Linked DNA regions of Homo sapiens: region 2 is linked to region 1. A link is an interaction called in ENCODE POLR2A ChIA-PET data of the cell type or tissue named here. Cell type or tissue: OCI-LY7. All regions are shown on one strand. Region 1 overlaps SMAD3 (SMAD family member 3). Region 2 overlaps CORO2B (coronin 2B).

Region 1 (5,000 bases):
TGGAACTGTGTGGGCCAGGGTGCTGAGGGACCTTCCTTCTGAGCCTACTGGGCTCTCTGGAGAAAGGTCACCCTGACAAAGGTCTCTAGTCAGCCCTATCCACCCCACATGCTCTCCAGCACCCCCTTTTTTTTAAGACAGAGTCTGGCTCTGTTGCCCAGGCTCAAGTGCAGTGGCGTGATCTCAGCTCACTGCAACCTCTGCCTCCTGGGTTCAAGTGATTCTCCTGCCTCAGCCTCCTGAGTAGCTGGGACTACAGGCACCCGCCACCACACCTGGCTCATTTTTGTATTTTTAGTAGAGGCAGGGTTTCACCATATTGGTCGGGCTGGTCTCGAACTCCTGACCTCGTGATTCGCCCACCTCGGCTCCCAAAGTGCTGGGATTACAGGCGTGAGCCACCGCACCCGGCCTTAGCATCCCCTTCCCACCCTAGAGCAGCTGCCCCCTCCCACTCGGGAGCATTCTGAAATAGCCTTCCTAGCAGCGCTGAATTAAAAGTGGTGTGAAGCAGCAGCCAAACACCACTGTGTTTCCCTCGCTACCGCCCCACCGCTTGGGCCCTGGGCAGCTTTGCTGCATTTGTGAGGTTTTCTCCCACAGCTTTTCTCGCCTGCCTCCCCCGCTTCCACGTGTTTTCACACTGGCAGATGCTCTCACCTAGCCTGGGCTGGATTCTCTGTCCCAGTGTTTCTATAGTGGGCTTCCCTAGGCCCCTGCCCACCCACCTCACCTCCTCCAACCCAACAAGTAAAGCTAAGACAAGAACAGTGAGATCCCAAGTCTATCGGGAAAGCCGTTTAGCATCAAGTAACCCTACTGTGCACCCATCTTCTGGGCCACGGGCTCCAGGGAGAATTAGTCCCAGGTTTGGGACTACAGAAAACCAACCCCAGACCAGAATTACACACAGCAGCACTTTATCACTCCTCCTGCGATAAAGGTGAGAGTAGGGGATAAACTAACAAATGTGTGACCCCTCTCCGCTCCAGCTCAAGGTTTTTATTTTTATTCTTCTAGTTGAGACGGAGTGATCACATCTGAGCTGTCAATCAGCTGGGCCATGTCAGTACAAGAACTCTGATCTAAACCATGGCTTCCAAAGGGCTTGGCTTGCTCCACCCATTTCAGGCAGGGCTGGCATCACAGCAAAAACAATTTCAAAGCACAGAGACCATAAACACAAAATTAAAAGGTAAAGTAAAAAGGGAGGAGATGTTTACTGGAAACTTAAGTTCTGCTGCCCAGAAAATATAAGTCTTTTTTTAAACACATGCACAAACACACACGTCTATATAATGCCTCTGCCACCTCCCCCACCACCTTAAGAAATGCATACTTTGCTCTATACAGGGCTTTCTTATCTGCTCCTGATTACACTCAGCTAGTGACCATGAAATCTGGAATAATCACCCGCCGGGAAAGGAAAGCCTTGGCCACAACCAGGGCCTAACAAAGCCAGCTCTGCATTTACTGATGATCACACAACTTGCTCACATGACAATCTTGAGTTTTCTGATGCACAGATAATCACTCCCATCCATACCTGAAATGCAGCCACAGCTGAGAGGGTGCCAGGTGCCTACTGAAACCAAGAACAATCCTATTACACGGTATCTTAGGGTCCAAAGAGAAAAGAGTTTCCAACTGAAACTATGCAGGAAACTCAGGTGGGCAGATGGTAATCATCAAAGCAGGGATCTGGCAAAGAACACCCCCCCACTTGCAGACAAAGAAAAAACCTAGAGGAAAGTGTATTCCTGAAAGCAGAGAATTTTCATGGGAGCAAGAACATGAAGTCATTCTTGCTGCCAGTGAGGTGCCAACTAAGGCTGCTTCCCAGAGACACTGACATCACGTTAGAAAGGAGAAGAGGCTGGTGCTGTGGCTCATGCCTGTAACCCCAGCACTCTGGGAGGCTGAGGTGGGCAGATCACCTGAAGTCAGGAGTTCAAGACCAATCTGGCCAACATAGTGAAACCCCATCTCTACTAAAAATTAGCCAGGTGTGGTGGCAGGCGCCTGTAATACCAGCTACTTGGGAGTCTGAGGCACGAGAATCGCTTGAACCTGGGAGGTGGAGGTTGTAGTGAGCTGAGATCGCACCACTGCACTCCAGCCTGGGCAACAAGAGCGAAACTCCGTCTCAGAAAAAAAAAAAAAAAAGGAGAAGATATGCAATGTGATAGTGGGACCCGAGTGACTTGCTTTTGCTTGCTCAGGTCCACGTTCCTTGATCCATGTGTCCCATTCCACTCTCCATGCTCTGTCTTCTGATCCTCACTGTGTGGCCAGGACATAGAAGGTCTTCACTGCTATCACGTGACACTATAGTTCCTGAGGGCAGGAACTATATTTTCCATTTCTAAGAGTGCCTTGACAGATTCCTCATTGAGCTGAGAAAATAGCAACCTACATCTGGCATGTGTCTACAACTGCATCTCAAACCTTGTTATTTGTAAAGCTTCTCATACCATCCCCCTTCATCTGTGAAAGCCCTCAAGGGCTTTCAGCACTGATATAGTCTCCCCTCCTAGGGCGCATTTCACACCAATTAAGGATCCACAAGCCCATCCCTTTACCTGAATGAGATATTCCAACTTAGCTGCCCCTTCCCAGTTTGACCTTTTCTGTTAATATTTTAATGCAGAGAGATGTGTCCCATCAGATTTCTTAGGCTGTAGATACTGATTCCCTTCAAGGGCTGTTTAGATGCTACTGCTGATGAAGTGGCAGGACAGGATGCTCTCAGCCAAAGACAGGGACACTCTCTCACCAAAGCAGCAGGGAGTAACACACACCCCTACAGCCTTCACAGCCCCTAGAATCCACCGGGGCAATGCCAAAGAACTGACACTAAGGTATGCTGGAGTTGGCTAAGGCCTCTAACTTAGTTTCATGAAAAAAGTGTGGGCATTTGTAAGGGCCTGTTTAATCCATTCCAGCTCCACCCCCCTGCACCACCCCCCACTTTGTACTGTGAGTTTCTGAGCAGAAATAACCAACTACAGATGGTTTCACTACTTCAAAGATGTTGAGAAACCACTGACCCAGAGATAGGAGGGAACTGGAACTCCAAACCTCAGGGCAACTACTCACCACCAGCACTTGTGGTGACCAAATCAACACACTTCCAGAACCTAGAGCTGTTCTCTGTGTATGTGTGTGTGTGTGTGTGTGTGTGTGTGTGTGCACGCTTTTTTTTTGACCAACCACTATCACTTTCCACCCAGAACAGATGCCTGTAACACTGAACACAGCTTTACATAAGCATCTATGGCTGTGATTCTCAATCCCGGCCACATACCGGAATCACCTAGGAAAGTTAAAAAACATGGATTTCCCCAGGCCGGCCTGTAGAAATTTGAAATTCACTGGTCTCCAGGGGTGGTCTGAGCATCAAAATTTTTAAAAGCAGCCATGGTTGAGAACCTTCCATGGTAACACCAACAACCAATTGCAAATCATGAGGAATCAAGAATCCTAGCCCTCACAGCCCACCCTGAACCCCAAACCTCTTTCCATCCTGTCCTCAACTGCAGGCCCCCATTTCTAGTCCAGAGTTGACTATACAGTGATTCTGAAACTATTCAAATGAGTAATAGAGTCATTTCTTTGAATGCAAGTGCAGGAATCAGAGTTTTTAAGGTGGAAGAAACTTTAAAATCCTGCTAAGCCAACACCTTCAGTTTATAGAAGAGGAAGCCAGGGGCCAGGGCAGAAAAGTGACTCACCCAAGGTCCTGAAGCTGGTTCACAATGAGGCAGACCTAGAACCCAGGCCTGCTGCCTCTAATTCTCTCTCCTCCACACCAGAGGAGCCCCTATGGTGACAGCCGCTGGACAAAAACGGTGACAAAGGATGGGTCAGTTGTTTACTGAGCCGTATGCTTTCAGAGGCCATCCTCTAAATGCTTCACCTCTGAAATGCTCAGTCTCCTCACTGGCCTTAAAACAACTGAGGGCAAATATAGCCAAGATAGTGCTTCTCTTTAAAGATTCCCGAGCATCCTAGTCGATCATAATCCTCAAAGAATATACTTTCCGGCTGTCTGAGGTTCATGAAAAAAGCCATTAGCACAGAGTCTAACCCAGGTTTGAAAGGGCACTCTGTTGAGCAGCAGGTCTGAGGGACTGAAGCCAGCAGTAGATTCTAGTTTCTTACGGATAAGAGAGAGCTGATTGTTGGTTTCCACATCTCTAACCAACCTGTGAACACGTTTCCCTTCCTTCCTGTATTTTTATGGCACTACGGTTGGAATGCAGCCGGTGCCTAGAAGCACAGAAAACCTGTGCTTCAGGCTAAATTTGAATTCCTCTTTGCCTGCAGACTGATTTCCCCTACCCTGGGAGTCGGTTCTCAGGGGAGGTCTCATTTCACCCTGGGACGCTCCATGAGGGCAGAGCTATGTGTGACCATCCTCATCAGCAACGCATTGCAGCTCCTGGACCACTGTGTCTGATGGCACCACCACCAACAAAAGAAGCTCAGTAAATATGTGATGAATTAAACAACAATGATAATACAATTAAATAGGTCATTAAGGAATGGTTCCCCTCTGAAGGCAGAGCATCAGATGAAAACTTAGATTTGTCCCCCAGGAAAATATATGCATTGAGAAAACAGCCAAAGGCAAGAAGCCAAGGAGAGTTCAGAGGGCTATCATGAAAATCTGAGACTGGCCAGGCACGGTGGCTCATGCCTGTAATCCCAGCACTTTGGGAGGCCGAGGCAGGCAGATCACGAGGTCAGGAGATGGAGACCATCCTGGCTAACACAAAGAAACCCCGTCTCTACTAAAAATACAAAAAAAAAAAATTAGCCAGGTGTGGTGGCAGACGCCTGTAGTGCCAGCTACTCGGGAGGCTGAGGCAGGAGAATAGCATGAACCCCGGAGGCAGAGCTTGCAGTGAGCCGAGATCGCATCACTGCACTCCAGCCTGGGCGACAGAGCGAGACTCCATCTCAAAAAAAAAAAAAAAAAAAAAAAGAAAAAAAAA
Region 2 (5,000 bases), 1.5 Mb before region 1:
ACGCCCGCTCCGTCTCACCAGGGTCCCTCGGCCTTTAGGACTCGCATTCAATGCTGAGCCAATGGCTTCATCCGTATTTGTTTGCCCGTCTGCCTCCCAGGCAGAATTCAACTTCCTTAAAGGCTGGGGAAATTGGTCCCCTCTGTGTGTCCACTGAGCCAGTACAGAGCCTGGCATGGAGCAGGTGCTTAATTGATGGTATTTTGTATTAAGATTTGGATTGGTCTAGTGATAATAACTGTTATTAACTTTACCACTCATGAAGTCCACCATGGGAAACAGGAAGACCAAGCCAGTCACAGAGCTGAGAACAGAACCCACCCCTGGGAGAAGCCCCTGAAGCCCTGCCCAAGGGGCTGAACTGAGGGAAGGGGATCCCAGTCCCCTAAAGGAGGACAGCGGATATCTGAGCCCTGCTGCATGGCTCAGGGCCTGGAGCCACAGGCTTCTATATCTGACGATAAGGCGTATCCCACTGTCATGGGGAAGTGCTGCCTTGCTTCTCTGGTGTCTGCAACTCCCAGGGATGTAAACTGGACATCCATGTCCCCCTTCCTGGGAGGAAATCCTGCCAGTGTTCTCAGGGACACAGGACAGCAGGGCTTAGCTGGAGGAGGAAAGAGGGAGGGGGCCCCTTTGTCCCAACCTGAGGCAGGGTAGGGTCCAGCTCAAGAGAGTACTCTCTCTGGCCTGACCCCACAAGTCACAGCTGAGGCTGCCACTTGGCTGGCCACTCAGCCAGTTCTCTGGCCTCGAATGCTGCAGAGTTGGGACTTTGCATGGTACAATGCTTCCTAAATCCACTTCACTGCACAACTCAACTGACTCTTAAAATACTATCAAGGGGCAGACAGAACTGGACTGATAGCTAGAACTGCACGGACAGCTAGAACTGGACTGATAGTTCACTCTTTTCAGAATTGGAAAAAAACAATCCAGAGAGGTTAACAACTTGCCTAAGGTCACACAGCATGATAGAGGCAAAGCCCAGAGTAGAACCAAGGCTGAGATTTCAATTGTTATTATTTGGATTCGCCAGGAAAGTATGTGCTGAAAAGCTTTCCTGGGACTGGAGGCAAGAGGTTGAAAGGGCTTTCTGTCCTCTCCAGGAATCCCACCCCACTTCCTTCTGCAAGCACACAGGCTCTGTCTCACTTCAAACCCAAAGAAATTCCACCTCTGCTCATTGGCTCGCAGACATGGGAAGTGGCTCTTTCCCCACGGCTTCTGCCCTGGAGGATGAGTTCAATAAACAGAGCCCCTTTCTCATATTCCTGCATAAATATTTCAGGAGACAGAAACAAACAGAACTGCTTTAGATCTGCTGCTGGTTATTCAGAAATCGGGGCTCCTCTATTCCAAGCAGGGACCACCCTGCCCAAGGAATTAGTGTTCACCAGGCCATGGGAGATACAAGATAGCACCTTCCTGCCAGGGCTGCTCACCTGGGCTGGGGAACCTGGTGAGAGCTGGAGAGCACAGCTCAGCTTGTACCAAAAGCGCCTCCACCTACCCATCCACCCACAGCTTGCTGTTCCTAGAAATGGGAGGAAATGGTCTGTTCCATGTCTGCTATTCTTGGGGATGCTTCAGTCACTGCTGCCCCTGGACCATACTGCAGGGGACACCAGGTTCCTGCACAGACAGGCACCACCTATGGGGAAGAGGGTGCAGAGCCTTCCATGCCAGGTGGACCAGAGTTCTGGCTGCAAACCTCAGCGATTTAGAGGGCCAATCCCCTTTATGTCTCCCCCAAACACCCCTTTTGTTTATTCGTTCAGACATTTATGGAGCACATTATTCTTGGATCCAGAACACTCAACAGCTCCCCATTGCTGACGGGATTCTGACTTCAGACTATCATTTCCTGTGCCACCCAACCACATCTCTCTCTGCTCAAGTCATACTCCAGTTAGCCTAGTTCCTCCCTTTCCCCCAAATGAGCCCTTCCCCTTCTTAAATGCATTTGTCCTTTTGCCTTTTCTCCTCTTCTCTTCTCTTCTCTCGCCCTTCTCAGGTCAGGATGGCTCATGTGCCACCTCCTCCATGAAGCCTTCCTTGACCTTCCCACCCCACAATGGGACCTTTGCATGGTGCAATGCGTCCTACACCCACTTCGCCACCTCAGAGCAAACTCACTTCACAGCTCATCCACTTCTGGAAATACTATCAAGGGGCAGACAAACTGGACTGATAGCTCTTTTCAGAGTTGCAAAAAAAAAAACAAACCCAGAGAGGGTCTTCTTCCCCTCCTCTCTGAGCTCCCTTGTAGCTTTCTAACACTGTTGCCCAGGAATTGCTCTTGTGACACTCTCATGTGTGAAGTCTTATTGTTCCAGCTCAGTCACAAGTGTCTAGAGAACGAGGCTCCAGATTGTGTTTCAGCAAATGTCTAGGAGTAGGGCTACATCCAGACCTGGCTGCTAGAGAATGGAAGCTCAGCTTTTAAGAAATGTGACTGCCTGGATCCCACCTCTCAGAGATTCTGATTCTATTGTTCTGGGGGAAGGAGGACAGGGAGGACCAACTATTTCATTTGCAGGTCCCCTTTTTCAAAAGTTTTTAAGAATTTCAAGACAGTGACAACAGAACATTAAACCAAATGTTGAACAGGTCATACACCCATGGCTACGGTTTGAATATCTCTGCCAAAACTCATGTTGAAATTTAATTGCCAATGTAACAGTATTAAGAGATGGGGCCTTTAAGAGGGGATTAAGTCATGAGAGCTCTGCCCTCACAAATTAATTAATGTGATTATCCTGGGAGTGGGCTCCTGATGAAAGAATGAGTTTGGCCCAATTTCCTCTCTCTGTCTCACACACTCACTATGACGTGATGCCTCTGCCATGGGATGACCCTCACCAGATGCTGGTGCAATGCTCTTGGACTTCTTAGTCTCTAGAACCATGAGCCAAATAAACTTCTGTTCTTTATAAACTACCCAGTCTGCGGTATTCTGTTACAGAAGCAGAAAATGGACTAAAACATACATGAAGCTGGAAACAGGCATTTAAACCTCACCAGGTGATTTGCAGCCGGGGTTGAGAACCACCTCCATGGTCAATATCCCCATGAGCCCTGAAGGTTCTGTGCTTCTGAGCTCCCATGACAGTACACAGACCAGAATACTGTACATTCCGTACATACTGTACAGTACACAGACCAGCCTCTCCATCTCTGTATGCCTGGGCTGGCTGGAGCACAAACAAATATTTATAGAGTGAATGAATATATGAATAGATGCAGAGAGGTGGGACTTGAACCAGAAAGCTGGGAAGAATCTTTTTTCATTTATTTATTTTTAATTGAGATGTAAAATATATATAACATGCCTACAGTGCACAAATCTTAAGTGTTTGCCTTGACAGATTTTTATACATGTATGCATTCATGTAACCGCCATCACTCCAGAAGTTTCTCTCATACCCTATCTCAGTTAATACTCTACCCCTATCCCCACCCCAGGTAACCACTAAAAACTGGATATAGAATTCCATCAGATGAGGGCTCTCCCAATGAAATAGACAGAACAAGCACAGGTGGGGTATATCCAAGAGACATGAAAGACGCTGACTCAGAAAATTCCCTTATGTGTGCTAAGGGCTGGAATTTACACCACATGTATGACAATGAACACAAAGGTTGAGACCTCCTCCAAGCAAGCAAGCTGGCAGGACTCAAACTCTGGTCCTTAACCTCCAAGTCTCATGAACTTGTCACAACTCTTGGCAGTCTGGAGTGGATGTGTGGTTGGAGGACACGGCGCAGAAGGAGACACACTGGCTGCAGAGTCTGGGGACACCGGGGAAGGGAAGAGGGTAAAACAGGGCCCAAGGCTGGGCAGCATCAGGGCATAAACTCGCATCCAGAAGCTCACTTCTGCACCCAGCCTCAAACCAGGTGAGGCAGTCCCCAACCAGAGGAGGAAGTGACCAACCCAAGATCACACAGCCAGGGAGGGTCAGGGCTAGGGTTTAGGCAGGAGCTCCTGAAATCCCATTCCAGTGCTCTTCTCGCCATGCTATAACCACGTTTTCCTAGAAGGAAACTTCTGGTCCTCTGCCCCCTCCTATGTTCTCAACCCTTAGATCGAACCATCTGGCAGCCCAGGCAGATGGGAAAGGCCCATACCATGGAGTGGTCCAGGCCAGGACTCCCATCTTAGGGTATGGGGTGGGGCATATGTGACACCCAGCTCCCAGGCACAGGGAGAGACCTTCAGGAGGTCTGGGCTAGGGGCTCAGAAACCCCTTCCCCGCCTCATTGCACATAGGCTTTGAGAATGTCCACTCACCTCTCTGCCTCTAGGGCAATGTGGGTAGGGACAGACCACCTAAAGTGTGAATGGGATCACATCACTCCTTTGCTTAAAGCCCCTCTAGGACTCCCAGCAACACCACACAATGAAGCTCAAGCTTCTTGGCTTGGCATCCAAAGCTCCCCATGGCCCCTGCCTGCCTGTCCAGCCACATACAGCCCCTCCATTTCCAGCCCAGCAGCACCCAACTGGTTCTCTCCTAGAATAAGCCAAACATGTTTCCCCTTCCATTCCTTTGTTCACGCTGCCCGCTCAACCTGGAATGCCTTTCCTGCCTCTTCATCTGCCTCTGCCTACTCATGCTGGAAGACTGAGGGAAGATCTCTCCTTCCAGAGAGCTTCCTTGGCCTGCCCAGCCACGTCTCTCATAGTTTCACAGTTCTGTGCACATGTCCCTGTCACTGCTGTTCCACGCCTCCACCCATCAGCCTCCCTTCCCCAACATCCCTGCAGCCATGTGTCCTTCTGAGTCCTGCAGCCTGTGTCCCCCCACAGACCAGGATCCCCCTGGAGACAGAGACTGCTTTGGTTCATCCCTGCACCCTCAATGCCGCTTAGGGCCTGGCACACAGGGCTCAGCAAATTTTTTTTAAATAAATCTCAGTCCTCGTTTTATTTGCACAAGGGTAGGGATGGGGAAGGCGGCCGGCCCTGCATAGGAGAACAGGGCAGCCAGGGT

What was found. ChIA-PET counts read pairs that join two places held together with the same protein. Peaks named below come from ENCODE experiments on the same cell type or tissue, not always from the same donor. Only the 100,000 strongest peaks of a DNase experiment are listed, where the experiment ranks them.
Region 2: POLR2A ChIA-PET joins it to region 1 with 7 read pairs; 1 of 35 experiments calls an interaction of 5 or more read pairs at or near these places.

What each region holds. Positions count from the first base shown.
Region 1 is chr15:67,084,061-67,089,060 of GRCh38, reverse strand. All of the region lies in intron 1 of SMAD3 (SMAD family member 3), which reads right to left. Among named protein-coding and RNA genes, the nearest start is that of SMAD3, 21 kb to the right of the region's middle. In OCI-LY7, no CTCF peak of the experiment used is centred here; DNase peaks (open chromatin) are centred at 2,470, 3,080 and 3,700; H3K4me3 peaks cover 3,836 bases; H3K27ac peaks cover 4,451 bases.
Region 2 is chr15:68,590,886-68,595,885 of GRCh38, reverse strand. The region is part of intron 1 of CORO2B (coronin 2B); the gene reads right to left. Among named protein-coding and RNA genes, the nearest start is that of CORO2B, 14 kb to the right of the region's middle. RefSeq lists an enhancer at 4,886-5,000. In OCI-LY7, no CTCF peak of the experiment used is centred here; a DNase peak (open chromatin) is centred at 1,895.